Regions from separate parts of the Homo sapiens genome. Here all the other regions are linked to region 1. The links are chromatin contacts, found by Hi-C or POLR2A ChIA-PET in ENCODE. All regions are on one chromosome and are shown on one strand. Each heading gives the region's core, a stretch centred on a gene start or an enhancer-like site at or near the end of the contact. The rest is flanking DNA. Distances are from core to core; before and after follow the strand shown.

Region 1 (6,233 bases), core at 1,742-4,241:
GACTCCGTCTCAAAAAAAAAAAAAAAAAAAAAGATATATTTTCACAAAACGCAAAACTGAAAAGTTTCATATGAACACTTATCATTACTATTCTCATTATGTATCTATGTACTTAGTATCCTCACCTTGGTTAAAAAAAAATAAAAATAGTATGCTGATTTTATCAGCTACAAAGAAAATTAATGATGCATTCCACACTGAGTCATAAAAAGCACACAATGTGGAATAAGAGGACCTAAATATGATTTCTGTCTCCTCCATTCTTTATACAACTCTAAGTAAGCTCTTTCAACTTTCTCAACCTGTTTTATCATTGGTTAATGGGGATATCACCTACCTCAGTGTTGAGATGTAAAGAATCCAGGCACATACTACAATTCACCACTTTCTGAGCACAGTAAATGCTTGCTGAGCATGACTAATATAAAGACAGGAGAATCTTTCATAGCACAGCTCATCACTACACATTTTGAGACCTAACATGAATTAAATCACATCTCCTAAAAGCTGCTGATCTAAGTCAGCAATGTCTAGCAGAAGCAATAAAAAGGAAGTCTCACACTAATTTTGTAGTAGCCAATATTGAGTGAAATTTTATATCTAAAATATCTCAAAATAGGACTAGTTTACGAGGCTTAGAAGCCTTGTTTAAAAAATGAAAAGGAAAAAAAGCTAAGGTAAAGCAGAAAGTCTTTTTTAAGTAATAATCATTTTCAGTTTACTGACAATATTCAGACAAGGAAGTACAATAGCATGTTTTAAAATCTATCAAGAGAGCTGAAAACTACTTGAGAGGCAGCTGAGCAAAACGGTCAGAGCTCTCTACTGAGAGTTAGGAGATGAGATTCCAGTTTCGACTGTCACTAATATTTAATAATTGACCTTGGACAAGAGTCTCTGGCTTCAGTTTCCTAATCTATAAACGACTACTGAAAACTATAGGGAAGACTTTAGTACAATTTAATCTGGGTCTTACTTTGGCGAGGCAATCTAGAAAAGTTAACAGAATGGGCTAGGTGGCAACTGCCAAGGTTGGAATCCTGCTTCTGCCACTTATAAGTTGTGCAGTGTTCACACAAAAAGTACTAAAGTACAGTTTACTTAATATTATCATTGATTTACTGTTTAAAATATTTCCCTAAAACGCAAAATTGCATTAAAATACAGAAGCTGAGAAAGCTCCATCTTTCCAAATCATTTTACTGGCAGACACACAAGTAGTTCATTTGAAAGTATTAAAACTCTGAAACATGTTAACATAAGCTAAGTTTAAGGAAAAGATCATATCATATAATATTACACATTAGAGACAACACTAAACACTTATTATAAGGCTAACTGTTCCCACTAAAATATCACACTTAAGGTAAAAATGAAACTTCTGCTACTTATAACTCTTTTTTCTAATCTATTACTGCTAATCACAACACAAACTTATGCTATAACCATAATCTCAATTAACTCCAAGAATGAAAAATCTGTAGAATTTAGAAATATAAAATGAACTTCAAACAACTAAAAATACGTACTGTAGAAGTTACAATCAACCAGTAAGTATTTATCATATGCCAGGCTCTGTGCTTAGATTAAGTACAAACAGCAAAGTATAAAGTTCCTCAAAGTTAGTCACGTTCCAAGGACCTGAAATTTCAGGCAAGTACGTGCTTTACCATCACTTTTCACAAAATAAAAGCCACTCACCTACAAATGTTTGTATTTCCTTTTTGGCCCATGTAGGAATACTTCCCATTGCCCACTAAAACTGTTTCCTATTCAGTTCAGCCCATAAAAATGCCCAATCCGGTCAGTTCCTCACGTCAGGATCCTCACAGTACTTAAAGTGAAAGGCTTCGAAAAAGGTATTTCATCAAATCACAAGGTTCAGTATTTTATGTTCAGTGACACCTACACCTGCAGATACTACAACACATAACTGGGCTAACCTGGGTCAAGTACCTAGTTGCACCGATTTAGTTCTTCCCCTTAAAGTGTTGCTAGTAAAGGCAAACTCTACTTCTTCAAAAAGTCGGCTTTTTGCAATGCCCATTAGGCACTAGAAAAGGGAAATTGATTGGTTCGTCATAGTTGCCCTACTTCCATTTCAGGTCCAAAGAAAAAAACTATTCCATAGGGAGTAACAAGGGGGCCACACGCAAATCAAGGTGGCAGATGCTAAACTGAACTTTGTGATGACCACGATTTAACCGAAAAGGTGATGGATGTGGGGGAGGGGGATGACCCAACTGAGCCATACATGTGCAGCTTGAGATAAAAAAGTCCACTTCATGAAGCAGTCAAAGTAGAGGGTGGGAAACAAACCGGTCGGGCCGAGCAACAACCCCAGGGTGCTGACCGAGCTCGGAGGCGGAGGGCCCTGGAGCCCAGGGACCAGAGAAAGGAGACCTAGGGCAAACCATAGGATCACAAGAACCAGCAGTAACGTGGAAAGGCCAACGCTGCCACAGAGTAGCGTGTAAGGGGACACGAAGAAGGGAGCGATGAGTTAGAAGGGAGTGACAGCAGGAGGGAGACCAGTGCCAGGGGCGAGTGGCAAGTGGCAACTGCGAAAGGCGAGGCACTGGCAGCCGGAGGTGGTGGGACTCTGTTGAGTCAGCACAGCTCCTACTCTGAGGGCACTTGTAGGATCCCCGCTGCTCCTCGGGCCCTGGAGCCCACGGCGAAGGGTCAGGCCCACCTTCCGTACAGATGATGTTCTCTGACGGGCTGGCGCCGGCCCCTTCCCCATTTCACAGGTAAACACTGGCCACCGTCGCCGCTTACCTCAGTTAACATTATTACACCCCGGGGAAGTGAGGTCCTCCCTAGCCTCGCCTCATGGCAACAGCCGTAGCAGCAGCGAAAACTGCTCGGGCCGCCGCCAACGGCGGCAACTGCTCCTTCAGTCTTCTCCCGGGCGGCGGTTTTACTCGGCTTCGCTGGCCTCCCCTCGGCCCGGTCGCTCGCGACGGACGCGCCGCCATCTTGGAAGAGCGACGTCCGCGTCTCGCTGCAACGTGCGTTCCCATTGGCGGGCGCAGGGGCTGCTGGCGTCTCGTGACCGTCTCCATAGCGCCGGCGCGCGGAGAAGCGGAGGTAGGCTGTCGGCAGTCGGCTTGGCGCTGACTTGTAGGACCCCGGGACCGGGCGCCTGGGCCAACTTGGGACCGCTGGGAGTGCAGAGGGGCCCCAGCGCCCGAGCCTTCCGGGAATGGACGTGCGCGCCCTTGGGGCCGGCGCATCATCCACCGCCCACTAGCGTTGGCCCGCCCTGGGGAGAGGAGAAAATGCCAGAGGCCGACACTTGACTGATGGCGCTGCGGACCTCGCTGGTCTTGGGGACAAGGCGGCAGATTTCCTTTAGAAAAACTTCCCTCTCGCGTCTCCCTGGCCCCGCGGCGACCGAAGAGTTGGGGTTCGGCTTTCTTCTCCTGGGATTTAAGTGTTATTTGAAACAGCTCCCTGCGCGGCCCTTTTCTCCTAAACTTTGACAGAAACTTCCCTTTGTCCCTACCAATCCTCAGTGAGTTCTTTACAGGGGTCCGAGACAGGTTGTAGATATGATGCGGCTTATCGGCTTTACCCCGATCCTAGCGGAGTTAGGACTTGCTGATGTAATTGGCCAGCACCTGCCTAACAATGAAGGTTTAGTTATGCTACAAGTAATGCACCTCTAAAAAAACGTAAAACAGGCTTTACGTTTTACCTGCTATCTCCACAGGTTTACTAGCTGCTTAATACAATATGCTTGTATATCAAGGTGAGCAAATTTCAGCAAATGTCATTGTAAATAGTCCCAACTTAAATGGAATTGAACTCTGGAACTCAATGTGCATAGAAGTCCCTGAGACTGACGCCATTCTAGATCTACCACTAGATGGTTTGCGATGTACGGAATTAAAGGCAGTCACTTCTACCTGAATTGTGATGAAAGTAGTTTACCTGAACATGCTGGGAAAGTGTGCTACCCTGTTTTGTATTAGAAACCAGTTTCCAAGTAAATTGAAAAGCAAATTTTCAGACTTGACATTAAAAACACCTCCATGTCATTCTTACAAGAGGTACAAAAGCATTTTAGAAAACTAAAGCCAGGAGTTTCTTCCCTTTTACCAGAATCTTTTCCCTCCATTTAACAATAGTACTGTTGTGCTAAATGAAATTTACTTAATGTATTACTCTTACAGTCTCAAAACAATAAGGGCATTGCAAACCTTGTATTATCTCTATCGTGTCAAGGAAACAAAACGGTTCATTTAAGCAGTCATGCAAAAAATTCAAGAAAAACTGATTTTGCTCAATTCAACTAATTGAAGCAAAGTAGTTTTTCTTGTTGTTTTAATCTGCATTTTGTACATCATTTCCACATTGCTGGACCAGCAAAATTCTGACCTCTGCAATACAATAAAATGTGTTACTGGTATTGACAGATGAAGCCACAAATAGAAAATGAGCATGGAAATCCTACCTGGACTGAGGTATCAAAGGATACCAAGAGATACTAGAGACAACAAGGAACCTGGAAAAAGATAGTGTTCCAACCTGTAAATAAGAAAACAGAGAAGGAGGTTCATTAATATTTAAGATACCAGCTAGTAAATTAAAACAGCAATGTAGTTGTCTGGCTTGAGTATTCAGTTTTATTTACTACATCTTTTTATCTTTTCTAGAAGCAAGGCATTAAGTGTTGACACTTGAGTATTGAACCAATCTGTGATATGACATGAATATGCCTTTAACTTTCAGAAGTTTGTCTACAGACTTACAAGGAAACCAAAAGTAGTCGCTCTTCCAATGGCTTCCTAATTTTCTCAGCCTGAGTCTTTTCTGCAACCTAAAAATCCTATGCTAGCTGGCCTCCCAAGTCCTACCTCACCTCCACCCCTCTGACCTCATTTCTGCTAAGCACTTTGTTCCAGTTACACAGACCTGCTCCCTGCTTCTGTAACACCAAGGCATCTTCTTGCCCTGAGGCCCTTACACTGTGTATAGTTTCTATCTGCAAAGATCTTTCCACCAAATACCTGCATGGCTAGATCTTCCACTTCTGTCCAATCTTTGCTTAAAAGTCATCTTTTTTCAAAGAAGCCTACCCTAATCATCTCATTTAAAATATTGCCCCTTCCCCAGAATCCTCCCTTCCTTGCTTCTGTTTTTTTCATAGTACTTACCTTCTAACCTTCTAACATCGTCATTTTCTATTTTTATTTTCTATTGCCTTCCCTCCGCTAGAATGTAAGCTCCACAAGATCGGGGATTTTTTTTTTTTCATTTTGTTCAATGTTTCCTTAGTACCTAAAATACTAGAATAGTAGATGGCACAGAGTAGATGCTCAATAAATATTTCTTAAGTGAATAAATGAATGGGTGAATCATTGCCTAAAAGACACTAAAAGGAAAAGACCTAATTAAAACTATTTAAAAACAAAATCCTTGGTGTTGAAAGATTAAATTATTTAAAAGTTGGCCATTGTGTGTTCTCTTGTCTTCCAATTAATAGGAACATCACTTCTGCCACTGGAATGTTGAAGTGTATGACAATTGTTACTTCCACTAGAATGCTACAGAAAAGTTTAGGACAAAATTGTGAGCTATGCCTTTTCCTTCACCTTTTTTCTTTTCCTTTTTTTAAATTTGTTGTAGAGATGTGTTCTCACTATGTTGCCAGACTAGTCTCTGGACTCCTGGCCTCAAAGATCCTCAGGCTTTGACCTCCCAAAGTGCTGGGATTGCAGGAATGAGCCACCACACCTGGCCTCCTTCACTTTCTTAAATACATCTTGGGCATGAGTCAAAGTTAATTTCCTAGGAAGGGAAGCAACAAAGCGAATAAGGTATACTATTTAAGAGACTTACGGAAATTAAGGAGTTATATAGTTGGAAAAGAGAATGCTTATAGAAACAGCTAGCTTAAAAAAAAAAAGCACCTAATTTGATACAGATTCCATGTCTTAAAAACATCCTATTCATATCAGTTGTTACAGAGGAAACCTGGGACAGGGTGATCTGAGATGCCTGGTTCTTTGGCTATCAGAAATTAAAACAAAGCAAGCTATCGTAAGGGATGCATCTGTGACTGTTACTGCAAAAGGTTTGATTCCTCAGCAGCAGTGTCCAGTCTGTCTGATTAACACAGGAAAGCATGACAAAAAGAGGTAAGAGGCAAAAGTCAAGTGTGTTTTTTGAGACGGAGTCTCGCTCTGTCACCGAGGCTGGAGTGCAGTGGCGCTCTCTGCTCA
Region 2 (6,233 bases), core at 1,867-4,366, 730 kb after region 1:
TCTACTTTAACATTATCTTTCGGCATGTTCCTCTGGTTCTCAAACTCCACTAGCCTTTTGGTGACTTAGATGCGCTGGTCTCCTTTTCCAATCCAAAGTCCCCACAGACTCTGCCTTCTACCAGAAATGCTCCCCACCCTTATTTCCGCCCCTGCTTCCCACCCCTCACACATGTAACTTACTCCTTTCCATCCTTCATTCTTTGTGTCTAAACCTAAATATAACACTTCCTCAGCTTAACTCCCTTAACAATCCCCATTTCCACTGCTATGCCAAGCAGTATGTGCTCTTATAACACCTTGTGTTTCTTTCTTCAAAGCATTTTGTCATACTTGAAAATAGGAATAAGTATTTGAAGCTTTCTAAGACATTCACTAAAAGCTCCATGAGGGCAGAGCAGTGGCTATTTTTCTAATGCTTAGCATGGTGTCTTGAACATAGTTGGCACTCAGTAAATATTTGTTGAACAAATGAATGAAAATTCCTAATAAATCTACCTACAGTGAAATCAAAGGACTTTGTTAGTGTGTTCAGGGCCATTTGAGGTTGCGTGGACTGCAGGAAAGTCTATAAGCCTAAAGAGGCTGAGGTGTCCATCTAAGTCTGAGTACTTAAGTATTCACATTTTAAAACATGTATTTTGTAATTATGTGTGAGTGGGAGGTAAGCATGAATTTGACAAAGAAAAATCTGCATTCATGTTTATGGTGGTAGTATTATAAGTGTGCTGCTAGTTACAATAATTGGCATGTTGCTTACATAGGCACTGACTTAGCAGAAAACTTAGCAACTCTTGAAAACACAGTTCAAGGTCTGCAGATGATTTGGTCCACAGGGCCACTGTGAAATAAAACAAATGACCAGTGTGAGACAAAATAATCTTGAGACTTTTTCCCCATTTATTGAGCTTTCATGTTATGATATTTTGCTATTGTTTAAGTTAGGCATATTGTCAGTTATCTTTTAAAATCATTAAGCAGTTAATTCATTGACTTCTGAAAACTAAGTTCAATCTAATTTATAAAATAAATAAAATGTCTAAATAATGATTTCCAAATTAAAAAATAATTTCCTGATTCTTTTCTAATATTTAATTTCCATTTGAGTCTGTTCATAAAACATCTTATTGTTAATTTTTTTTAAATCATACACCTCTTTAAAGTTCAGAATATCAAAATAAATATTTCTAGTTCTTACAAATATATATAAGAAGATGCTTTTTCATTTGACTGTCGTTTCTCTGTATAGGTACAAGAAAATTAGACAAAGACTATTAGCATTTGTGTTCTGGCTTTCATAGCGTTTAACATTCGTTGAAAAATGATATTGACAACATTTTTTATCACCCCCTTTATCTTTTGAGAAAAGTATTATTCCCAGGTTCAACTTTCAAAACATGTCCTTTTGAAAGTTTCAGGGTTTCCATGGATAGTTTATTTACCTTTTTCTACACCATGTTCTAACTGCATTAAAGAGTGATCCATTAAAAAGAAAAAACAATCCAACACTTAAAGACCTTATTCACTGCCTACTGGACCCATACAATATGGAATAATGGGACTACTTTAGATTTAGTATTACTGAGGAAACTTGTTGCCTACAAGTTCATTCTGAAATTTATGTTCAATGATTAGAAATCACAGTGTATGAGTTATTAGAAATCAAAGTGTAATTTGCTTCTCTGTTACCATGAAGAACTACTGAATTTTGAACCCCTGAACACTCTCTTCTAGCTGCTTTCGAAATCTATTGAACAACTGAAGCAACCAGGCAGTCACCTTGAGGAAGCAGAGGAAGAGCTTCAGGGGGACCAGGCGATGCAGGAAGACAGAGCGCCCTCTAGTGGCAACAGCACTAGGAGCGACAGCAGTGCTTGTGTGGATGACACACTGGGACAAGTTGGGGCTGTGAAGGTCAAGGAGGAACCAGTGGACAGTGATGAAGATGCTCAGATCCAGGAAATGGAATCTGGGGAGCAGGCTGCTTTTATGCAACAGGTAATAGGCAAAGATTTAGCTCCAGGATTTGTAATTAAAGTCATTATCTGAACATGAAATGCATTGCAGGTTTGGTAAATGGATATGATTTCCTATCAGTTTATATTTCTCTATGATTTGAGTTCAGTGTTTAAGGATTCTACCTAATGCAGATATATGTATATATCTATATAGAGGTCTTTCTATATACTGATCTCTATATAGATATCAATGTTTCATTGAAAATCCACTGGTAAGGAAATACCTGTTATACTAAAATTATGATACATAATATCTGAGCAGTTAATAGGCTTTAAATTTATCCCAAAGCCTGCTACACCAATTACTTCTAAAGAAAACAAATTCACTGTTATTTTGAGTTTATGTGTTGAGATCAGTGACTGCTGGATAGTCTCCCAGTCTGATCAATGAAGCATTCGATTAGTTTTTGATTTTTTGCAACATCTAGAATTTAATTTTCACATCACTGTACATAATGTATCATACTATAGTCTTGAACACTGTTAAAGGTAGTCTGCCCCTTCCTTCCTCTCTCTTTTTTTAGTTAAGTAGAAATGTTCTGGTCACCATGCCAGTAGTCCTAGGTTATTGTGTAGGTTGCAATTGAACATATTAGGAATACAGGTGGTTTTAAATATATAGATGCAAATTGCAGCACTACTTTAAATATTAGATTATGTCTCACATAGCACTGCTCATTTTACTTTTATTTTGTGTAATTTGATGACACTGTCTATCAAAAAAGAGCAAATGAAGCAGATGCAAATGTTAGTGAGAAGTAATGTGCAGCATTATGGTCCAATCAGATACAATATTGTGTCTACAATTGCAAAAAACACAGTAACAGGATGAATATTATCTGATATCAAGTCAAAATCAGTTTGAAAAGAAGGTGTATCATATTTTATATTGTCACTAGAATCTCTTAAGTATAATTCCATAATGACATGGGCATATACCGTAACATTCTGGCAAATAACAATTAGAAAAGATAGGTTTAACAAAAAAATTTACTTGTATATAATGCACCTTCAGGAGGACTATGTCCTTTGATGCTATAAAATACAAACAACTTTGAAGGCAACAGAAGACACTGTTTATTCAAGTCAGTTCTTTGTCAGGTTCCTGCTGTTCTCCTACAGAAAAGTGATTCTGTGAGGGTGAACAGGAAATGCCTTGTGGAAACAGGAAGTCCAAGTGATTCATGTACTGAGGAATGTAGGAAAAAAAATCTGAGGATAGTGCTTTACTCTTTCTGTTTTTAAAGGGCACTCTATGAATTGATTTATTGTCTAAGAAAATAACACCACAAGTAGGGAAATTGTTACGGAAGCTTTTCACTGGAACATTTCCTTCATATTCCCTTTTGATATGTTTACCTTGTTTTATAGGTTTACTTTTGTTAAGCTAGTTAAAGGTTCGTTGTATTAAGACCCCTTTAATATGGATAATCCAAATTGACCTAGAATCTTTGTGAGGTTTTTTCTATTAAAATATTTATATTTCTAAATCCGAGGTATTTCAAGGTGTAGTATCCTATTTCAAAGGAGATATAGCAGTTTTGCCAAATGTAGACATTGTTCAACTGTATGTTATTGGCACGTGTTGTTTACATTTTGCTGTGACATTTAAAAATATTTCTTTAAAAATGTTACTGCTAAAGATACATTATCCTTTTTTAAAAAGTCTCCATTCAAATTAAATTAACATAACTAGAAGTTAGAAAGTTTAAAAGTTTTCCACATAATGAAAGTCCTTCTGATAATTTGACAAATAGCTATAATAGGAACACTCCCTATCACCAACATATTTTGGTTAGTATATTCCTTCATATTAAAATGACTTTTTGTCAGTTGTTTTGCATTAAAAATATGGCATGCCTAAGATAAAATTGTATATTTTTTCCATCTCATAAATATTCATTTTCTTCAAAGTCTTTTTTCAATCTCATAAAAAAGGGATAGTGCATCTTTTAAAATACATTTTATTTGGGGAGGAACATGTGGCTGAGCAGACTTTTGTATAATATTACTTCAAAGATATGTAATCACAAACAAAAAAAACTATTTTTTATAATGTCATTTGAGAGAGTTTCATCAGTACAGTTGGTGGACGTTAATTGTTTGAATTTGATAGTCTTTGAATTTAATCAAGAAACTACCTGGAACCAGTGAAAAGGAAAGCTGGACTTAAATAATCTTAGAATTAATTGATAAATGTCTCTTTTAAAATCTACTGTATTTATTATAATTTACACCCTTGAAGGTGATCTCTTGTTTTGTGTTGTAAATATATTGTTTGTATGTTTCCCTTCTTGCCTTCTGTTATAAGTCTCTTCCTTTCTCAAATAAAGTTTTTTTTAAAAGATCCCCTTTCATACACTTGGCTTTGTGTAAACTTGCCGTATTTAATCGAAGTTGAAGCTTGCACACTAGATCTCATATATCAAAATACATTGCCAGTCTTTGTTGAAACAAGAAAATAAAGACATTTTGAGCAGTTACATCTAATACCATTAAAAACAATAAATTCAGCAATAATGACTTTCAACTATTTACATCCAAAATTTTCAAATAGCTAACACATGTAAAATTTGTTTCATTTTCCTTTTGCCAGTGTAAACTTTTTCATGATATGTTATCATGTTTGGTATTTAAATTAAAATGTCAACTTCTAAATATAAAACTTTATCTAAATAGATGTCAGTTCCTAACTTTGCTCAACTTAAAAAATTATTTTTAAAAAGCTTAACACAATCCCTTGAACATAACAAGCACTCAATAAATATTAAAATGAATAATATTCCAAGTGTCGTAATAATTATGTCTATTACAGTGAGATCTTGAAATACAAGTAGAAAGTGACAGCACATAAATTTAAAGAGAAAATAGTAATTAAATGATCTCCCCTTATATGGTAACAATTATTATAATACCAGTGTGAGGAATAGGAGCCTGATTCAAGTAAAGGCAACTCTGCCGTATTCTAAGTCACATCAGTATTGCATTAGAGTATCAAGAAATCTGGAGCTATAATTATTGACTGTTACAGAATGGATTATCATTTTATAGTGCCATAAATTTGAGAATACAGTCACAATTCTGGAAATACCATTATTGCTAATTATAATTTCCTGAAATTTGCCTTTGAACTATAAAATTACAGGACTAACTTGGTACCAGAGATCCTAAAGTATGAGTTAGAGAAATCAATTAAAAAATGGTTTTATAGTGTATATCTGATTTCTGAAGTGTTATATAGGGTGAGTTTTAAAACAAAGCATCAATCCAGCATTAGAAAACTTTTCATTAGAAAAAATAGTTATTGCCAAGTCTTGAAATAAATAATCATTAGATTTTTTTTCTTCTGGAAGTAAAAATTCACCTTCTCATTGGTGAAGGTGGTTGATGAAGTGTAGACTGCTACTTTTCATAGATCTGAGAAAGATAGTCTTCTAGAAATTGTTATATATTGTTTTATGCTCCTTTTTTTCAAAGGATGTTGAAAAGGAATTCAGACACTAAACCTTTTGTTGAAACCTAGTACTTAACAGATAGATATATATAGAGTATTGTTTTTAATTTGGTGTTTCATTGTGTTTTTTTCAATAATTGAAGTGTACAATTTTGAATCGCTGTAATATGTATAAATTGTAGGTGTGTGATTGAAGGTTTACAATGATAAATAGTTTGAGGTCTCCAATTGTAACTGATTATATCAGGAACTTGGAGATACAAAAGAAGGAGTTTGAGACTATTATTCCCTTTATTATTGATCATTGCTTCATCTCTGTTTTAAGAAGAAAATATTGAAGGCAATCAAAGAATTTGAGCAAACACAAAGGAAATTTGGAATGTGACTTTTCAGTCATGCCAACAACATATCTATGTAGGCTTAAAAACGTTTATATTCTTGTTGTTACATCTAATTTTATAATAACATCTTTGAGGCTATAAACTGTGTTTAGGCAATGCAACTTTTGGGGATCATTTTGATTTAGAAAAAGATGTTTACTTTTATCTATTACAAACACACAGTGCGCAAGCACTTCATATCTATTAGCTCATTTGGTCCTCACAATAACCTGATGAAGGAGGTATTATTATCATCCCACTGTAGAGATGAGAGCACTGCAAAAGAGAAATTAAAGATTTAGGAGGTCTAGCTTTAATTTGAACCTAGGCACTTTGGCACCAGAGTCCCTGTTCTCAACCTTTACCATTGTGCTGTGTTGGT
Region 3 (6,233 bases), core at 1,819-4,318, 710 kb before region 1:
ATCCTGGACATTTTAGTTCTTATGTTAGGAGACACTTGATCCTATTTACACCTTCTGTTTTAGCAGGCAGTTGTCCTGTTTAGGTTCTGCTTGTCAGGTCTGTCCTACTTTTATTGGCTTTAGTTCCAATGAAAGTTTAGTTTTCTGAGCTCTTGCAATGTTATTCTGGTTGAATGGTTCTTCATTTTTCGCATGCTGTTGGGCTTACTGCTCAATCAATGTTCTGGTGTCATCTGTGGAAGTGGAAGGTACTTCCTTGGGCTACCTACTGTCATTGGGCAACCTGGAGAGGGCCACTGAGGAACAGAGAAAAGCGAGGATATGCCATCTTGTTCCAGAATTGGGATCCAGCCCAGGTCATCAATCATCCCTCTAAGCGTTCTTGAGAGACTTGACTGCCAAATGAACAAGGATGTTGTCCAGAAAACACTCAGGTAGAAGAACATCTAGATGACAACTTTCAATAGAGTATTGTACTCCTTTTCTTAAAGTCAGCCTTCTATTTCTCAGTCTTACCTTGTGCTTTCTGTAAGGCTCCAGCTTTGTGAAAACCCAGGCTCCATGGAGTTGGCCAGGAGGCCTGCTACCAGGGGATTGGGTAGAAATTCCAAGCAGTAACTCCACTGAGGCCTTAGAATTCCTGGCACAGATAAGCTCTCTACTTTCTTCTCTTTGAAGAAAATGTTTATCCCATAGAGGAAATAGAGGGTGTTTTTTATTATTTACAAAACATTTTATTCCAAGATTACCTGTCTACACACCACTCAAAAACTACTTAGTATTCCCGATGCTTGTTCAAAGATCCTTCTATTCCCCAATTATATCTCAGCGTGATTTTTCTTCATTTTCTGGCCCTAATCCAGCACTTGACTCAATTGTGCTATTTCTGCCTTAGCTTTCTCAGTATGTCCTGGCATCTTTTTAGTGAGCGTGACTCCTTCTGTAGCTCCAGGTGTCTCAACATACTGCTCTAACAGCTTTGGCCAGGCAAGGTCCAAGTTGCTGATATAAGTTTACAGGTCCTCACACTAGTTCTGATTTCCTCTGCAGCAAGTCAAATAGTGCTGATACTTCAGATCTTACAGAAGTGGGGTAGTATAAATCTTGCTTCAAAATAAAATTTCTCGTATACTTCTGTCCCTGTTAATTCATGCTTATCCTTTATTCCTAGTGATAGGGCTTCTCAAAGACTTGGGTCCATAGCTTTGCGAGTACCCTGACAAAGAAACAGTAGGTGGAATGAGCAATTTATCTCATACGTCTTGGTTGATAGGCCTGTTGCAGAACTTCAGTAGTGATTGGCTAAGAAGCAGGCTAATTTTTTTTAAAATTTCAATAGCTTCTGTGATACTAGCGGTTTTTGGTTACATGAATGAATTGTATAGTGGTGAAGTCTGGGCTTTTAGTCTACCCATCAACTTGAATAGTGTACATGGTGCCCAACAGGTAATTTTTAAGAAACAGACATTGCAGCAGATATTTGTTGGTTCCATTGAGAGGTATTGGGACAATGAGAGAAAAAAAAAACACATCTTAATCTTTTCACCAGCTAATCCTGACATCAGATTTTGGGAGACTTTGTTATTGCTGTTCTTTGTTGAACAAATAACTCTTTAATTTACGTGCATCAGACTTATGTCACGATGACCTTTTGCTTCTTTATCCAATAAGGAATTTTGAGCACACTCTTTTCTACATGGCATTATAAGGCACACATATGCAATGTTTATTTACTATGTTACATTTTCTAGTGATGCATTATTTTAGATTTTTATCTAACAATTATCATAAGGTGCAAAATGGAAGATCTTTAACAAAAAGTTATAAACAACTACCATATGCCAGGGACTGTGTAAAATGCTGGAAATACAATGATGTTTTTTTGGAAATATGAATCTGGATCCCAGGAATTATGCAGTATAAAAAAAGAAAAAATACAGGCACACAGGATGAAACAGACAAAATATAGCATTATAAAGGCAACATCATAAATATGAACAGGAGTAGAGGTCCTACATAAGAACTGCTTTTAAGTCAGTGAAGACTCAAGACAGCAGGCGATATCTGAATTTTGTGTTGAGGATAAATAGGAATCAATCACATAGGAAGAGAGGGAAGACATTTCAGGCTTATTAAAGCCTATGCACCAAGTCACAGAGGTGTGGAAAAATAATACGAATTCAAAGCTACAAGTAACTAACTCTATGATGCTCAAGTACAAAGAAGAACAATGAGATGAGGCCACCAAGTGCTTTGCATCCCATAAGAAGCTTGGATTTTAATGTTCTAAAAAATAGGAGACCTATAATAAATTTTAAGGTAGAAAGAGATGACAAGATCAGACTTGCATTTTAGAAAAATCAGTGTGTATTACACATAATACTTAATACTTTTTAATAGTAAATTTAAATTTATGATCTTATTCAACCATATTGCCTCTTCAAAGAGAAGAAGAGCTATAATGTTATATAAATCTAAGCATAAAAAATATCAGGCATCCCATACCTCTCAGACAAGGCTTTATGTAAGAACAGCTGAGAGCTTCCTTCTGCCCTCATGAAACCATAAAGAGAAAATGTGTTATCTTAACAGGGAAAACTTTCTTTTACATTTTCTAGGAAGACTCACAGCCAAATGAAAACAGTATATTCCTGGAATGCCTTTAACTGTCTTGTCGTACCAGGACTTCTTGCTGAGAGAGTTCCTGCCCCCTGTAAACACAGAACATGCTTGTCTGTGCTTTTAACTTATATCCTGTATATGTCTTCCTGACAACTATCCATACAAGCGGCTTTCATTCCCTGTTTCCAGATGAGAATTGAACTCAATGCACATATTGAAAGGAAAGAAACCTAGGTTTTATATATGGAAATATCCACTCATGATTGGTGCCTTCTTATGGATACTTAATAGTACTGATATTTTTATGTTGCTTGATAAAAGATGATTGTCAAAAGAGATCCACACAGACAGTGGCTATAAGAGTGAAGCTGCACAGGTCCCTTTGTAGCAGTCAGTCTCTCTCCTACTCCCTGTCTCATCTCCTTCCCCTGCCACAAGGACCCAGAGAAGCAGGCAGGCTGGCAGTGTGATGACGGTATCTTACCCTGGCTCTGAGGTTGACACAGATTTCACAGGTCACTTCTATCACTGCAAAAGCACATTGGTCTGGAGTTTATGAAGAACATACAATTTCTGTTGGCATGTTAGGTACATTATATAAAATGCCCCGCATAAAGAAAGCAGTGTAGTTAAAAGCAAATGAAAGATAAAAAGAGTAACAACGTGGTTTCTCAGTATTTCATGGTACCGGTAGATATGACCTTCACAGACAAACCTAAATCTTTCTTATGTAACTGACATTTAGTCCGTTAGCCATTTTTAATAAAAGAGTAGAGAAGTTACTCTACTGCGGCTTTTGCTGGTACTTTTTATAGCCGTCGTGTGGTAGGAAGTAGGCCCCAAGTTCCCTTGGCAACAAGTAGAGTAGAAGCGATACACAGAAAACTGAGTCATCGGTGAATCATCTGAGGATTTCTGTTTCCAATCCTTGGAAATAATTTACCGATTGTTTTTTATTTGTGCAGTGTTTGCTGACTCTGAGTGGACACCTCAGAAACTGTAACATCTTTGGTCAATTTGGTCAATCGTTTAAGAAACATTCTGGATGCTCCAAGTAGACCTTAAGATTGATATCCAAACAAAACAAACCTCTGCTTGCTTTAAGATGACACTCACTCCCCATCTGAGGAGGAACAGATAAGTGAGTCAAGGTATTGGCAATGGGGAAGTCCCCTTTCTACAAAGAAATCTGATGTCCCCAGAAAAATGTTTCATGACATTGTCACATTTAAAATGTTAGTCACAACAAATTTTCAGACACCTAAAAAGAGAACAAATATGGTCTCATACATTTTCTCTCTCTCACTCTGTCTGAGACTTATGTTCATCAGTTACTCAATTCCCCCATTTTTTTTTTTACAAATACATCTCTTATATAATCCCTTTATCTCCACAATTGTTGCTTCTACCTTATATCAAGGTTTACCATTTCATTTATCTAGGCTCAGATTGTCCTTTACTTCATTGCGTGTACAAGGAGAAAGAAAAAACCTCCCCTAAAAATGCTTTTTGGCCAGGTGCGGTAGCTCAAACATGTAATCCCAGCACTTTGGGAGGCTGAGGTGGGTGGATCACCTGAGGTCAGAAGCTTGAGACCAGCATGGCCAACACGGCGAAACCCCATCTGTACTAAAAATGCAAAAATTAGCTGGGTGTAGTGTTGCACTCCTGTAATCCCAGCTACTCAGGAGGCTGAGACAGGAGAATCGCTTGAACCAGGATGTGGAGGTTGCAGTGAGCAGAGATCATGCCACTGCACTCCAGCCAAGGCAACAGAGTAAGACTCAGTCTTCAAATAAATAATTAAATAAATAAATAAATAAATAAATAAATAAAATAATGCTTTTCATCTGCCACCAGGGACCTAATCAAAACTCTTTAATAGTTCAATGGCTTCTTGAGGACCATGACTTATTTATTATTGTATCTGCAGCACCCATCATGGTGCCTGACCTACAGAATATGTTCAATATGTGTTTATTGAATGAATTATAATAATTGTGGTATTTTTGCTTATATGCACCCCCCCACCACACACACACACACACACACACACACACACGTTAAATCTAAAGCTTCTTGTGAGCAGAAGGCTTATCTTGTAAATTGTTGTATCCCTAGCTCCTCGAAGGGTGTCTGGTATGATACAAACATTCAATCATCATTTACTGAAATGGTGAATGAAATTCAAATGCTGGGCTTATACAAGTATATGGTATCCTCCCATACCTAGGTGAACTCGTTTCTCACCACTGCCTTCCTTCCTGTGAGGTGAGCCTTTGTACCATTCGAACTCCATGCAACTATTCCTACCAATTGCCTCATATGAACTACCTCACACAAACCACTGCCTACTTAAATTCTATCCTCCTTTAAGGCCCAACTGAAGTCACATTCTGTTCACAAATGAGACTTCTTGACTCCTTCAGCCCTCACAGATCTTCATGTCATCCAGACTCAGAGTACCTATGGCCTTTACTCAGATTTGTCCCTACAGACTCATTCTTCCATTGTTTGCCTCCTTTTAAATTCCTGGGTGATGTTATCTATTTCCTTCACTTTGGCATCTCTCACATGTTAATGCCACCACACTCCTTCATCTCGGGCCCTGATCTCAGAGCATCAAAACTCATTGTTTCGCAAGTCCTCAGGCTCAAAAATGTTAAGTGAGTTCATGTTTTTCGATTCTGAAGGTATGTTCATTGTATTGTTTTTGTCATAATGAGTCTTTTTGCCTTTAGCGTATATATGAAAATACTTGTGGATGAAACGATATGCTATCTCAAATTTATTTCAAAATAACGTGGGAGGAGATAAAATAAAGTGGGTATATTATTCTATCTCTTATTATATGTGCTTGAACTTTTTCATAAGTTTTTAAAAACTTTTGTTTTCCTCAATCATCACCTTCCATCACTTTGAACCTGCTCTTCTTTTGCTTAAATGCATCACTGTCCCCTGCATCCCAACTTTCTGGGACACTCACCAGGGGAAAACAGAGATTGACATGTGAAGCTGAGTCAATTCAGTTGCTCATGACATAAGTGGTTGAGTAGAAGATACTGGTGCCAAGCCAAACATTTTTTTTTATTTTTTTGAAACAAAGGGACCATCTATATTTTTTAAAGAAAAATAAGAGAGCTGAGTTATCCTGCCACCCCACAATGTTTCCAACTTTGTGACTCTCTAAAAAGAAGACAAGAGAACATCCCAAATCCACGGTTCTGTTGTTTCCTTTTGTGAACCACCTTTCCCTTTTCTCATCTACTTAGAAACCATCTACTGAAGCTTTGAGATTCTGCTCAACCATCATCCTGTCTGTTGTATTCCTGAATCTCTGTCTCCCATAGGCAGAATCAAATACTTTTTCATTGAAATTCCTACAGGACATTATACCCACTTGCTTTTTTAGTACTCACTGTGGAATATAAGTTATTAGTTTACATGTGTTCGGCATTGTGCTGATGTGGATGGAGAACTAACTTAGGTCATCTCCCCAAAACTCTAACCTCTGAGTTTTCCTCTCCCTCCTTTCCTCTCCTTCATACCCCAATTAGCATAGTGTATTGGAAAAAGTGGATGTTCAATGAAAGTTTGAAATGAATCAGACA
Region 4 (6,233 bases), core at 1,651-4,150, 560 kb after region 1:
TTTTGATGATACTTATTTTTCTTCTGAGAAACAAGTGGGGTTTTTTGTAAGTATCCAATGTCTTTTCACTCTAAAATATTTTTTCATTATCAAGAGTTAAATAAAAGAGAAGATGGCTGATGGAAAAACATACTGCAAGAATGCAGGGATGAAACGTAAATAAACCTCATGTTAAATAATGGTCAAAATGAAGAAGACACATTATTTACAGTATTTTATGTGGAATGCCCTTTCCTGGATCCTTTAAGAACTAGGATAATTACTAACTCAGTCTTCTGGAGTTTTATTCTATTTTTTATTTTTTATTATAAAAGCTGAGAGATCTTTTTTTATCAATTGTTGTTTGAAGGTGTAATTTAAACTTAAAAAGACAAAAGATGCATAGGCATATTGTATCAATATGGTGATTTTGTTATCTCTTTTGTATATTCATCATAAATTTTTGTATTCTGTTAAAAATCACTCTGAAACAGACAGTGGGTCCATTTTTCATCAGTAGATCATATTAAATTTTATTTGGAATATCTCAGATAATGATTTGTATCATTTTGGTAAGGGACAAGATGGTGAGACTGGATAATATAAATGCTAGACCTATATGGTTAGTTATTAATTACCTGTATTTCCTTAAGCTACTGTCTTTAAAGCCTGACTCCAATAGTGAGTCCTTTTGTAATCAAGCCTCCTTCGTTTCCTCATGAGTGAATTTCAATGATTGTTTTTCTTAATATAAGAAGTTCTTGTTCTGATCTCACCACAAAAAAAATGGTAACTAGCTGAGATGATAGATTTGTAGCTTGATTATGGTAATTATTTCACAAGGTATAGGTGTATCAAATCATCAAATTGTACACCTGAAATATAAAGAATCTTGATTTGTCAAATATACCGCAATTTAAAAAATGTTCTTTACATAAATGTTTTGTAGAATAAAAAAAAAAAAAGTTCTTCAAAAGAAATCTCAAATCTCCAAATGGAAACAGGTAAAAGTGGAGCTCCCCTGGTTCCACGGAGAACCTTTTTTGAGGAAACTTAGGCAACTCGCAGGTACCTTATGTCATGAGACAGAGTTTGAAAACTACAATTGACTATCTCTAAATTTCCTCCCAGGTCTAAAATGTGATGATAGTTACTACTTCAGTACATCATCCTTAAGGAAAATTATTAGGTCCACACTGTTTCTATCCTTTGAATTTTACACATAAATTTTGTAATCAAAAGTTTATTTGTAATATCAGATGGAATCAGATAATTGCTTTTTGTTTTTTCCACTGACAGGAACATAAGATTTTGTTGTGTAGCTTAAGTCAAACGCAGTTTGGAATATATATTTTTTAAAAATTGTAACTTACATATCCAAATACAATTTTTCAAGAAGTAGAGTATTCAGTAGAAATTAATCTGTGAAAGAAGAGGAATTCAGCAGTGGCCTATTTGATGAATGATTTAACGTGCTTATTTCTTCCCTTTCATCAAAACTCTGTGTCCCCTTGTTTGCCCCCTCTGACTTCATACTCTGGAGTTGACCAAGATCCCTCTTCCATCGGATTGTTCTGGGAATTTTGAAATAATCTGCTTTTTCCTCTCTTTCCCCTGTTGCTTCTGATGCCTTAGAATTACATTTTCCTCGCTGATTTAGTTTAGAAAAGAGAAAAGAGCTTCCATGACTAGTAGATTATCACTTTTGGGTTTGCTCTTGGAAGTGACAAGATGCTAGGATCCCTCTTTGGAATGTAAAATTTATCTCTTATATAGAAAGGATATAAATGTAGCACCAGAGACTATAAAACTCTGATACTATCTACTGTACTGTATAGCTGAACGCCACAATGTGTCTGGTAATCTATTGACTATCATAAATGCTATTTCTACAGAAAAGTTAGGAGGTCCATATTTCGGGCAACCAATGTATAGCTGAATGCAGAACAGTCATAGTTGGGTACTAACCATATATATGATTTATCCATCAACAGGTGCATATGCTCAGAAATTCTGTATCCATAAGAAATCAGACTACTTTCTTTTCCTTTTGCAAGTAAATTGAATTTAGCCTGAGAGGCTGAGGGGAAATTTTCACATATAAGCCACGGTTTTGTGTTTTGTGTTTTGTTTTGTTTATAGATATAGTACTAACTGGATGGATGCGATAAAATTCATAGGTGGTACTAAGATACAATAGGATTTGTGAAATGGACAATTGTCTTGCATAAATAGCAAGTAAAAAATCAAGCCTGTCCTTCATAAAAATTTTATTCTGGGGTGTGCTTGTTTTCCAAAAGTACCTCTGCTAAATCTCCTGTTAGTCCTGAAACTAGAAGGCAGAAAAGCTTCTAGTGCTACAGCCAACTGCAGTGTAGCCTGAGAAACAGGCAACAAAAATAGAACACCAGGATTGCTGTGCGTGGGTGAGGCAGAAACCACATTATGAGCAAAAGCTTCCAGTATTATTTTAGAACCAATACAGAGCTCTGTACTTCTCTCCTCTCTCTTCCAAAAACACATACTACAAAAATAAAATGAAATGAAATGTATGTGCATTTGCCCTCTTAGAATTATGATTCTTAATTTTTTTTCTTGCCTTCCTTTCTTTGGAAGCGAATCGCCAGTATGGAAACACAGTGTGTAAAGCAAGCTTCGAGAGAGGAAAGAGTTAATTGGTTTTAAGGCCCTGCGATAGAGAATTATGGTTGGAAAGATAGAGGCTGGACAGCTGGGTTTGCTGGGGTATTTTTAAATGCATTAATGCAGGCTCCAATCACTCGGCCATGCTTGACCTATTTTTGGCTCAGGCCGACCATTGTTCTATTTCTGTGCCTGTGGGCCATGCTGTTGTTGATTCATATGCAAATGGATTATCACTCGCTTTAGCCAACTTGAGCTGAGAGAGACTGAGAAAGGGGGAAGAGAGGCACAGACACAGATAGGAGAAGGGCACCGGCTGGAGCCACTTGCAGGACTGAGGGTTTTTGCAACAAAACCCTAGCAGCCTGAAGAACTCTAAGCCAGGTTTAATTGGTTTCTTTTTCTCGTGGGTAGACTTAATAATTTTCTACGTATTCTGACAAAGAAATAACCCCGAAGCACGTTCCTATTTCCCACCTGCTTGTAGTTTCCGGGATAACCTAAACTCCAGAGAGCTATAGCATCCACTCTGTCCTTTCTGCTTTGCACACAGGTTGGTAACATGGGAAAAGTGTCCAGGTCTTTTTAAAAGTGGATGCCCATTTGAGCAGAAAGGAAATCATTGTCGAAGTTGATCCTCTGCTGCTTCTCCTCAGGGAGGAGGGAGAACCAGCGAGGGTAGCTCCTGGGGCCGGTGCACTGAGCAGTGATGAATGTTTCATGTAGCTGAAGTAAGAGTGACTGGAATATGCTGCAGACAATTTACGAGAGTGACTCCTGTTTTTCCTCAGATGGGGTGGCTGGACGAGAGCAGCTCTTGGCTCAGCAAAGAATGCACAGTATGATCAGCTCAGGTAAGATCCTCTTTCATAACTGAGACGTTTTAGGTTTGAAAGGGGGCTGGCTTGGGAAATGCAGCTAAGAAAAGCACCTCTCTTAAGGAAATTGCTGCTTTTTCGTGTTGATGTTGCTATTTTCTTGGTGCGTCTGTAGGGTTTAACTTAGATCCCTTCCATTACTGTTTCTGTGCATATTCAGTCTGCTTAGGGACAGCAGCTTCTGAATGAAATTGCAAACTATTGCTTCTGATGAAAGATGAGACTGAGATAAGTAAAATGTAGTTGGGGGTGTTTTGCCTTTACTATGCAACTAGAAAAAGGAGCTGTGTACTGATTGTAAGCCTATTCTAATAGGACTTTAAAAATCAGGTAAGTTCATATTGGGGCTTCAGTTTAAACTGCAGCCCCGCTAGCCTGACGATTTTATATTTACTCTGTGCCTACAGAAGCACATCTATTTATAGACCTACCTTCTAAAATGTGTTTGCCACAGAGTTATAAAGGTAGTTTTCTTTTTTCCATTATGTGGCTTTTTCTCATCAGCCCCAAATGAAACTGTTTAGGATGAAATAAAATTGTTATTAGCAGATGCTTATTTTAATTTTCTTCAAAAACATGTGGGAAGTCTAGCATTGTCAGGCAGATGTGATGGCATAACACACATGTAAATGTGTTAAAAGCAGGTGCAGCGTTTTAAAGGATAATAGGAACAGATTCTAATTTCTAGTTTCTCAAGGAGATGAGCTGGTGGGAGATTGAGCTTGTCAGCCTTGTCAATTTATACTTACTAAATGAACATACTCTCCAGGCAGTATCACTTAACGTGTAATTATTGCCTTTCATATTTATTTCCTATGGCTATTTCCTAAAGCTTTGGGAACTCTTTGTTTCTGTCCTCTTCTGAATGTTTCAACCTAAAATTGGCTTAAAGTTCTCACTTAGATCCCACTTCCCATGTGGGCTTAATCGTAATTATAGATCACCGCCTAGATTTCCATGATAAGAATGCCACATAAAGCAGTGTTTACTTTGTAGAGCTAGGTGTGAAAGAAATATTCCACAGGTTGGCATGATGTCTGTTTTGGTGTTAATACACCTTCCCATATGGGGATCTATGTTTAAAGCTAGTTTTCTTTAAACCTTGGTTAGTTATGTTAATTTTAAGATCCTTCTGTTGACCCAATCTTTTCATGGAATCAGAATAAAATATCAATTTTGCATAATTTGGTATTTATACACTTAAGTGACAGGAATTATGTTAATGAATAGTGCCTGCTTAACAAAAGCAAACCTACCAGAATTTCAGTACAGTTTATTCTTATAGCTGCAAAGCTGACAAGGGCTCCGGGAGGGTTTAACAGGTATGTCTCTAATGGGACTGGTCATTTAACTTAGCATTTTATTTTTTAAAATATGGATGAACCCTTTGAAAATAACTATTTTAGAAATCTTTTCAGCACTATGCTTTATCCTTTTAGTCCTCACTTCTGTGTTACAAGTTTGATATTTTTTTTCATATGGTAGAAACATACATGCCTTCCAAGTAGCAAGTGTCTGCTGAAGCTAAGGCTGGCTACAGGTGTTTGCAAGCTTTGCTTTTTTCTCCACATCTTTGATAATCACATACAGCTTTACACCCATTTCAGTAGAGATTGTCATTTTCCTAGCATTTAATGGTTTGTGTACAAAGCAACAAGATTTTCAGACAGGGAAGTGCTTCAGGCTGTCCATGCTTTGGCCAGTTCTACAAGAAGCAACATTTAAGCAGCAGCTAGCTATTAAATGAAAAGTGATGTAGGTTAACATCAACTCCCAAAACCTGTCTGGTATAAATACATAATCACTAAGTTCTATTTATTTTTAAAATGTGAAGCATAAAAACAATTACACCCTTCCTGCCATGCCATATATTTCATATATGTTCTTAAATTTAATTCACCTAGTCTTTATTGTATACTTCCTGTGAGGCACTGGCTCTCAAAGTTGGACTCACCAGAAGCACTTTACAAAATATGATACCTAGATTCCACTCCCAGAATGCCTGGTTTAATTGGTATGGGGAACAGCCTGGGGATTGAGGTTTTTAAAATCTCCCCACCTTAACCTTCAGCAAACTGAGATTCACTGCTGTAGGGCTAGGGAACAGATGGTGATGCTGGTGAACCACTATCAGTAGGGTTTGTCCTTTGAGCTAACTGCTAAATTAGGGGTATGTTTGTCTTAATTTAGCTACAAATCTTGTTCAGCTCCCTTTTGGACCAGTGGTCTGGACGTGATTCATAGGCTTAGAAGCAGAGTCTTTGGATTTGAAAGAGAGAAAGGATGCCTGGCAGCAGTGCAAAGGAGTGGAGAGAGCACTGTTCTAGGAGTCAGACACTCTGTATTCTAGCATGAGCTCCACTGCTAGCCGATTGTGTACTGATTTTTTTACTCATCTTCAAACTGAAGAATAATGATGTCCTCCTGCTTGCCTCTTAGCATTCTTGTGAGGTTCAGATGTATCAATATGTCTTTAAAACGTATACTCACTATTAGAATTGTTGTTTTTAGTGAATGAACCTAAGATCTTGGTTTTCAATGCCATGTTCTATCTTGCTGAACAAGCCACATGAGTTACATTGTAGGTCACATGGGGGAAATGATTGTTTGTTTTGATAATCAGTTTGCCTTAGTTATCTTATAAATCAACTATTTATTTTGTTACCTTGGTTTGATAAGAGTTGAGATCTTTCCTATGCAGACTATCACTATAGGTAAGAGTAGGGTGTGTAT
Region 5 (6,233 bases), core at 1,054-3,553, 540 kb before region 1:
AGCAATCGAAGAGACAGTACAATACCCACAAACAGCAACTGAAAGCAATTTAAATCTCTAATGAGGTGTCCTGAAAAATTCTAGAGGAACATTCTACTTCTGATGCAGAGAAATACTTCCTAAAATCTTCTTTCCCTGAGACTCCTATAATTGTCTCACCAGAAAAGGAGTTGCCTTCCCTTTGCTCAGTTTGACTCAAGCTCACTCTTAGTGCAGCCCACATTGGCTTCTGTCCTCTTTCTCTTTGCACAGAAGCAGCTCTTCTGTTTATTTACTGACCCTCTGCCCTTTCCAGTCCAAAGCAATCAAGTCACAGTGGACTAATTTGAAGTCTTTTTCTCCCTTTCATCTATTATGTAACATCTACACAACAAAATTTGAGAAACATAGAAATCAGAGCTTGAACCTGGATGCCTAAACCAACATCCATCTCAGCAGGTAGAGTAGATGGTGAGATTGTGATGACCATATGTTTTTTCCTGAAGCATACGTACTACTATTTAAAGCATGGGTCATTTTCTCCTAAGACAGAACTTAACAAAACATGAGCCTTTAAATAAAGTATCAATGTATGTATAAATGAAGTCATCTCACTAGCATCATTCAGTTTGAAGAATACATTCAATGATCCAGAGCCAATATTAAATCTATAATATGAAATGGGCAGAAAAAAAATAAGACTCCAAATTATCACCTTCCCAGAAACCAACCTCTCTCTCACCAACTGCTCAGAAAAGAAGAAAGCAAATATAAAAGAAATATGACCATTTTGTTATTTTGCTCTTACATGGAATTGAAATTAAGCTATATGGAAAATTCACTAAATTCTACCGATCTATCTTTTTAAAAGGGAAATGTTAAGCAGTTCTGAAAGAGTGCACCCAGCTTCCTTTCCAAAGGATACTGCTAATGGAGTTGAACACACCCTTCCTGTCACCCCAGGTGCTAAATATGTGGAAGTTGGGAATATCTAAATGCTTGGAGATCCTGAAGATACTCCCTGAGGTGGCTATAAAAAGACTACGCTTGGCTTCTGAGAATGTAGTGGCAGACACTTTCACTTTATTTTATTTTACTTTATTTTATCATGGGAGGAAGTTTTATTGAGTCACCATCCCCCTACACCTCAACTTCTCTTTTTTAAAAATATGTGTAAGTTTTTTCTACTTCTGTCTCTCAGGAACAGGTTTTTGGTGGTTCAGAAATTTCTCCCACTTTTACCTGACTGTGGGCAACCTCAGCAACAGAGGCTCCTGGAAATATCCTCCACCTATTTTTCTCAGATGTGAGAACGGTTGACTGGAGTTATGAGGGGGAAGTGGCTGGTGCAGAAAGTTGCCAAAAGGGTGATGGAAAGTTCTTTACTGATGAAAAAAGAAAAGAATAATAATTCATATTTATCTTTTGACCAAGACAAGATAGGAACAGAGGTGCCTTTGCTTGCTTTCACCTCAAGCAGGAAGTGAGAGTCCTATTAGCCTCTGGGTTCTGGGAAGTCAACGATTTGGGGTTATTTTTCTTCCCGCCCATTTCTTTACCTTACTCATAGGTTTAATATTGACCTCTGTCTTTATCACTGAATCTGTTTTTCAAATTGAGCAATTCTCAATTTGTCAGATGATTTATTTTTTACATATACATGAATGTTTTGTTGAAACAAGACTTTCAGCGGTATCAGTCATGGGGGAGCTTAGCTGTGAACCCGGAGGTGAGAGTAAAGTCTTAGAACAAAGAGGAATTCGAAATTACGGAACATTTTTAACTTCTTTACTCAGTGGTAAAGAATGGAACATCTTTTACGTCAAACTACTGAAGTTGTGGGCAAAATTACAAGCGATGATTATGCAGGATAGGTTAGTTTTTGGCCATTTTAGGCTTTTCTTGATTTTATGGAGTAGTCTGAAAGGAGTGAGCTGGTGAGAGAATTTACTAGGTGCTGAAGCAATGAGAACTGACAGCTGATATACAGGGGAAGAGCTCCGTTTCAGTCACATTGAATTTGAGGTGCCTTTAAGAGGAGGTAATCAGGAAGAATTTGCAACAGTTCTTTAAACCCCGGTGGATATCAGAGCTAATCATGTATCCGTGGGAGTTGTCAGGGTAAATCTGATGACTGATGCCAAGAACCTCACATAAGGAGGTCAGGTGGCATGAGAAGAGATGATGAGTGAGAACACAAGCTGAGAAAGAACAGTATTTAGAGGATGGACTGAAGGACAAGTGGGGGAGTTTGAAAATGCGGAGCTGTAGAGGTAAAGGACACTGAGTATATCTGCTCTGGTCCTTTGGGGACTTTCCACAGCACTAGCTTCACCTTGGTTGCTTGCCAACTGCTGAGACAGTAAGTCCAGATTTTAGTATTTGACCCACGCTGCCTTCTCCAGATCATGCTCCTTGATATTACCTCTGAATTTGCTGAAAGAAAAACATTTCCACTCAAATATCACTTGAACATGATTTATGAGTAAAATGAATAATATTTTACTATAAAACATACAGAGGTGAGTCTCATAACGATATTCAGGGTGGCCCCAAGCTATCTTCTTTTTTTTTATTTTTAAAGTTTTCAAAATATTTTCAGGCCAAGTGTGGTGGCTCATGCCTGTAATCCCAACACTTTGGGAGACTGAGGCAAGAAGATCACTTCAACTCAGGAATTTGAGACCAGTCTGGGCAACATAGCGAGACTTCATCTCCACTTAAAAAAAAAAAAAAAAAAAAAAAACTCAAATGTGGTGGCGCACGCCTTTGGTCCCAGCTACTTGGGAGCGCTGAGGTGGGAAATCTCTTGAGCCTGGGAAATAACGGCTACAGTGAGCTTTGATCGTGCCATTGCACTCTAGCCTGGGTGGCACAGTGAGACCCTGTTTCAAAAAAAGTGAATATATTTAAGGTATACAGCAGGATGTTTTAATATAGAGAGTTAAATGACTGCTATCGTTAGCTAATTAACATACCCATCTTCTCAGGTAGTTACCTTGTGTATGTGTGTGGTGAGAATACTTGAGATATACTCTCCTATCAAATTTCATGTATATAATATAGTATTACTAACTATGGTCACTATGCTATACATTAGATCTCTAGAATGTATTCACCCTACATACCTAAAATTTTATACACTTTGACCAGCACCTTCCCTTTCTTCTCTCCCAGCCCCTTCCCCTAATAACCACCATTCTACTCTCTGCTACTGTGAATTCAGCTGTTTGAGATTCCACATCTAAGCTATCTTCTTTATTAGCCATTGCTAAAGAGTCACTGATAAGCCTGCTTCCTGTCTGTTGGGTGCAACTAAAAAGCAGACCCTTGATCTGGCATTCTGGTGGTGAAGTGACTTATAGCTCTAGAACCTCCCAACCCAAGCCATCCTACGGCAGCTGTTCTGAAGTTGACTTTTATAGCTTCTACAGAACTGTAAGCTTGCCGTTGAAAGTGGCACCTAGCCATTTATTCGCCAGTAATTATAAGCAAATGAATCAAATTTGAAGCAGGAGTGTAATAAAATCAGTAATGGATAGGATTTTAAGCAACAGGCAAACTTCTAAGAGGGGCTGGCACCCCTTTTTAAAAATAGATTAATGTCATCTGCAAACAGAGACAATTTGACTTCCTCTCTTCCTACTTGAATACCCTTTATTTCTTTCCCTTGGCTGATTGCCCCGGCCAGAACTTCCAATACTATGTTGACTAGGAGTGGTGAGAGAGGGCATCCTTTTCTTGTGCCAGTTTTCAAAGGGAATGCTTCCAGTTTTTGCCCATTCAGTATGATACTGGCTGCGGGTTTGTCATAAACAGCTCTTATTTTGAGATATGTTCTATCAATACCTAGTTTATTGAGAGTTTTTACCATGAAGGGGTGTTGAATTTTATTGAAGGCCTTTTCTGCATCTATTGGGATAATCATGTGGCTTTTGTCATTGGTTCTGTTTATGTGATGGATTACGTTTATTGATGTGCATATGTTGAGCCAGCCTTGCATCCCAGGGATGAAGCTGACTTGATTGTGGTGGATACGCTTTTTGGTGTGCTGCTGGATTCATGTCCTTTGCAAGGACACGGATGAAGCTGGAAACCATCGTTCTCAGCAAACTAAAACAAGAACAGAAAACTAAACACCGCATGTTCTCACTTATAAGTGGGAGCTGAACAATGAGAATACATGGACACAGGGAGGGGAACATCACACACCGGGGCCTGTCGGGGGCTGGGGGCTAGGGGAGGGATAGCATTAGAGAAATACCTAATGTAGATGACATAGGTATTAGGGTAGATGGGTGCAGCAAATCACCATGGCACGTGTATACCTATGTATACCTATGTAACCTGCACATTCTGCACATGTACCCCAGAACTTAAAGTATAATTTAAAAAAAGGTAGTAAGATGATAGATTTAAACCCAAATATATTTGTAATTACATGAAATGTCAGCAAAGTAAGTACTCTAATTAAAAGCTAAAGATCGCCAGATTGGAAAAAAAAAAAATATGCTACTTTCAAGAGATTTTCCTTATATAGAAGAATATAGAAAAGTAAAAGAATGGAAAATGTATAACATGCAACCAATATGAAACAAAATAGAATTTAAGGCAAGGAATATTATTCAAGATAAAAAGGGAAGGCTGGGTGAAGTGGCTCACACCTATAGTCACAGCACTTTGGGAGGCCAAGGCAGAAGGATTGCTTGAGTCCAGGAGTTTGAGGCAAGCCTGGGCAACACAGTGGGACCCCATATCTAAAAATAAAAAATAAAAATAAATTTTAATGAAAAAATAGATTAATGGCAGAGCAGACTTGAGAGACAAATGGTTCTTGCAATAAGCGACAGCGGTATTAAGATGTATGTTCAGGATCTCATTGGATAGAGGATTAGGAAAATTTCTTTGTTTTAATGTTTCTTAGTAGACCTTTTTAGAAAGAAGGGCAGTGTGAAAATAATATCCTAAGAGCTCATAACGGCAAATGCCAAGGTTTGTGTGGTGTGTGTGTGCGCGCACGTGTGTGTGTGTATGCATGCCTGTGTAATATTATGAGATAATACAAGGGAGAAGGGTGATTCATGGAAAGAGTGGACGAAGGTTTCGAAAGCTACCGAGTGAGAAAAGGTCTGATGAGTATTTATTTAGGAATTATGATGTCACTGGTGACCTTAGCAGGAATAGAATCTGTAAAATGCTAGGGGCAAAACGGGGTTACAGGAAGGTGAAGAGTAGACAGAGACTTCCTTTTCCAACAGTATTGGCAGAGTAAATATCCTGAAAATCTATCCTGCTACAAAGCACCTAAAAGTAGTAGATACAAAATGAAAAACACATTTAAATGCATGCCTGTGTTGGAAAGAGTAAGGGAAACCATTGGAGTTATCAGAGGCTAAATGTTCTGGGAAGGACCAATTCAGAGAATTGTAAGCAGTGAAATCATCTATGAATTCCAGGGGCCTGGGGCTTCAGTTGTGACACAGATCAACTCAGGTCGGCACAATGGGAGAGTTAGATTCAAATTCTGGAACCCATAATGAATTACATCTTCAGTGAAACTGCAAATTAGGAAAAAAATAAAAATTAAAAACAACCTGCCCTGAATGAAGAAACAAATAAAACTGGTGAATTTTTTGAGCATCTTGTGAGAATTTATAAGTCGGAGCTAGTCCTCAAATGGCCCTAGGTTAGGGTCTGTGATGGTTAATTTTGTGTGTTAATTTGACTGGATTGAGGGATACTTAGATAGCTGGTAAAGCATTATTTCTGGGTGCATCTGTGAGGGTTTTCTGGAAGAAATCGGCATTTGAATCAGTGGACTGAGTAAGGAAAATCTGCCTTCAGTGTGGATGGGCACCATCCCATCAGCTGAGGACTAGAATAGAATGAAAATGCAAAGGAAAAGCAAATTTGTTCTCCTCCTTCAAGCTGAGATACCCTTCTTCTCCTGCTCTTGGACATTAGAACTCCAGGTTCTCCAGCCATTGGACTCAGGCACTTGCACCAGCAGTTCCTGGGTTCTCAGGCTTTTGACCTTGTGCTGAGAGTCATACCATCAGCTTTTCCGGTTCTCCGTCTTGCAGATGACCTTCTCAGATTTCATAATTGTGTAAGCCAATTCTCCTAATAAATCTCTCTTATATATCTATCCATCCATCCACCCATCCATCCTATTAATCTCTGTACAATTCTGACTAATACAGGATTCCCTATCTCACCGACTGCATTGTCTGAAAAAGACTCCTGCCACCCTA

What was found. A loop is a pair of places that touch in the nucleus more often than their neighbours do. ChIA-PET counts read pairs that join two places held with the same protein, here RNA polymerase II (POLR2A). Pooled maps may share reads with other maps.
Region 2: a pooled map shows a loop between it and region 1 (2.5-fold over the local background). The contact joins the enhancer-like site here to the promoter of SNX13 in region 1. A Hi-C loop is called at or near these places in 1 of 37 single-sample maps with no recorded cell type and 2 of 50 pooled maps. POLR2A ChIA-PET finds 5 or more read pairs at or near these places in 1 of 52 experiments (OCI-LY7).
Region 3: a loop to region 1 is called in a map of naive thymus-derived CD4-positive, alpha-beta T cell, with 8 times the contacts of the local background. The contact joins the enhancer-like site here to the promoter of SNX13 in region 1. A Hi-C loop is called at or near these places in 3 of 168 maps with a recorded cell type or tissue (CD4-positive, alpha-beta memory T cell and naive thymus-derived CD4-positive, alpha-beta T cell), 1 of 37 single-sample maps with no recorded cell type and 9 of 50 pooled maps.
Region 4: a loop to region 1 is called in a map of OCI-LY7, with 3 times the contacts of the local background. The contact joins the promoter of HDAC9 here to the promoter of SNX13 in region 1. A Hi-C loop is called at or near these places in 2 of 168 maps with a recorded cell type or tissue (B cell and OCI-LY7), 10 of 37 single-sample maps with no recorded cell type and 7 of 50 pooled maps. POLR2A ChIA-PET finds 5 or more read pairs at or near these places in 1 of 52 experiments (PC-9).
Region 5: a loop to region 1 is called in a pooled map, with 3 times the contacts of the local background. The contact joins the enhancer-like site here to the promoter of SNX13 in region 1. A Hi-C loop is called at or near these places in 5 of 37 single-sample maps with no recorded cell type and 6 of 50 pooled maps.

Annotation. Positions count from the first base shown.
Region 1 is chr7:17,937,503-17,943,735 of GRCh38, forward strand. It overlaps SNX13 (sorting nexin 13), which reads right to left and starts at 2,992. Exons shown (of 26, transcript NM_015132.5): 1 at 2,782-2,992. The coding sequence starts at 2,793.
Region 2 is chr7:18,664,480-18,670,712 of GRCh38, forward strand. It overlaps HDAC9 (histone deacetylase 9), which reads left to right. Exons shown (of 26, transcript NM_178425.4): 12 at 1,734-1,997. Among named protein-coding and RNA genes, the nearest start is that of HDAC9, 170 kb to the left of the region's middle. Within about 2 kb of position 3,117, at least 4 of the 41 ENCODE cell types and tissues checked have a DNase peak (open chromatin) inside an H3K27ac peak, as active enhancers do.
Region 3 is chr7:17,231,148-17,237,380 of GRCh38, forward strand. All of the region lies in intron 6 of LOC101927609 (a long non-coding RNA gene), which reads right to left. Among named protein-coding and RNA genes, the nearest start is that of AHR, 64 kb to the right of the region's middle. RefSeq lists enhancers at 2,960-4,159, 3,265-3,314, 3,465-3,724. Within about 2 kb of position 3,069, at least 15 of the 41 ENCODE cell types and tissues checked have a DNase peak (open chromatin) inside an H3K27ac peak, as active enhancers do.
Region 4 is chr7:18,492,849-18,499,081 of GRCh38, forward strand. HDAC9 (histone deacetylase 9) reads left to right here and starts at 2,901. Exons shown (of 26, transcript NM_178425.4): 1 at 2,901-3,175; 2 at 3,414-3,476. The coding sequence starts at 3,455. RefSeq lists an enhancer at 2,630-2,679.
Region 5 is chr7:17,400,893-17,407,125 of GRCh38, forward strand. All of the region lies in intron 1 of LINC02888 (long intergenic non-protein coding RNA 2888), which reads left to right. Among named protein-coding and RNA genes, the nearest start is that of LINC02888, 29 kb to the left of the region's middle. RefSeq lists an enhancer at 4,523-5,722. Within about 2 kb of position 2,304, at least 2 of the 41 ENCODE cell types and tissues checked have a DNase peak (open chromatin) inside an H3K27ac peak, as active enhancers do.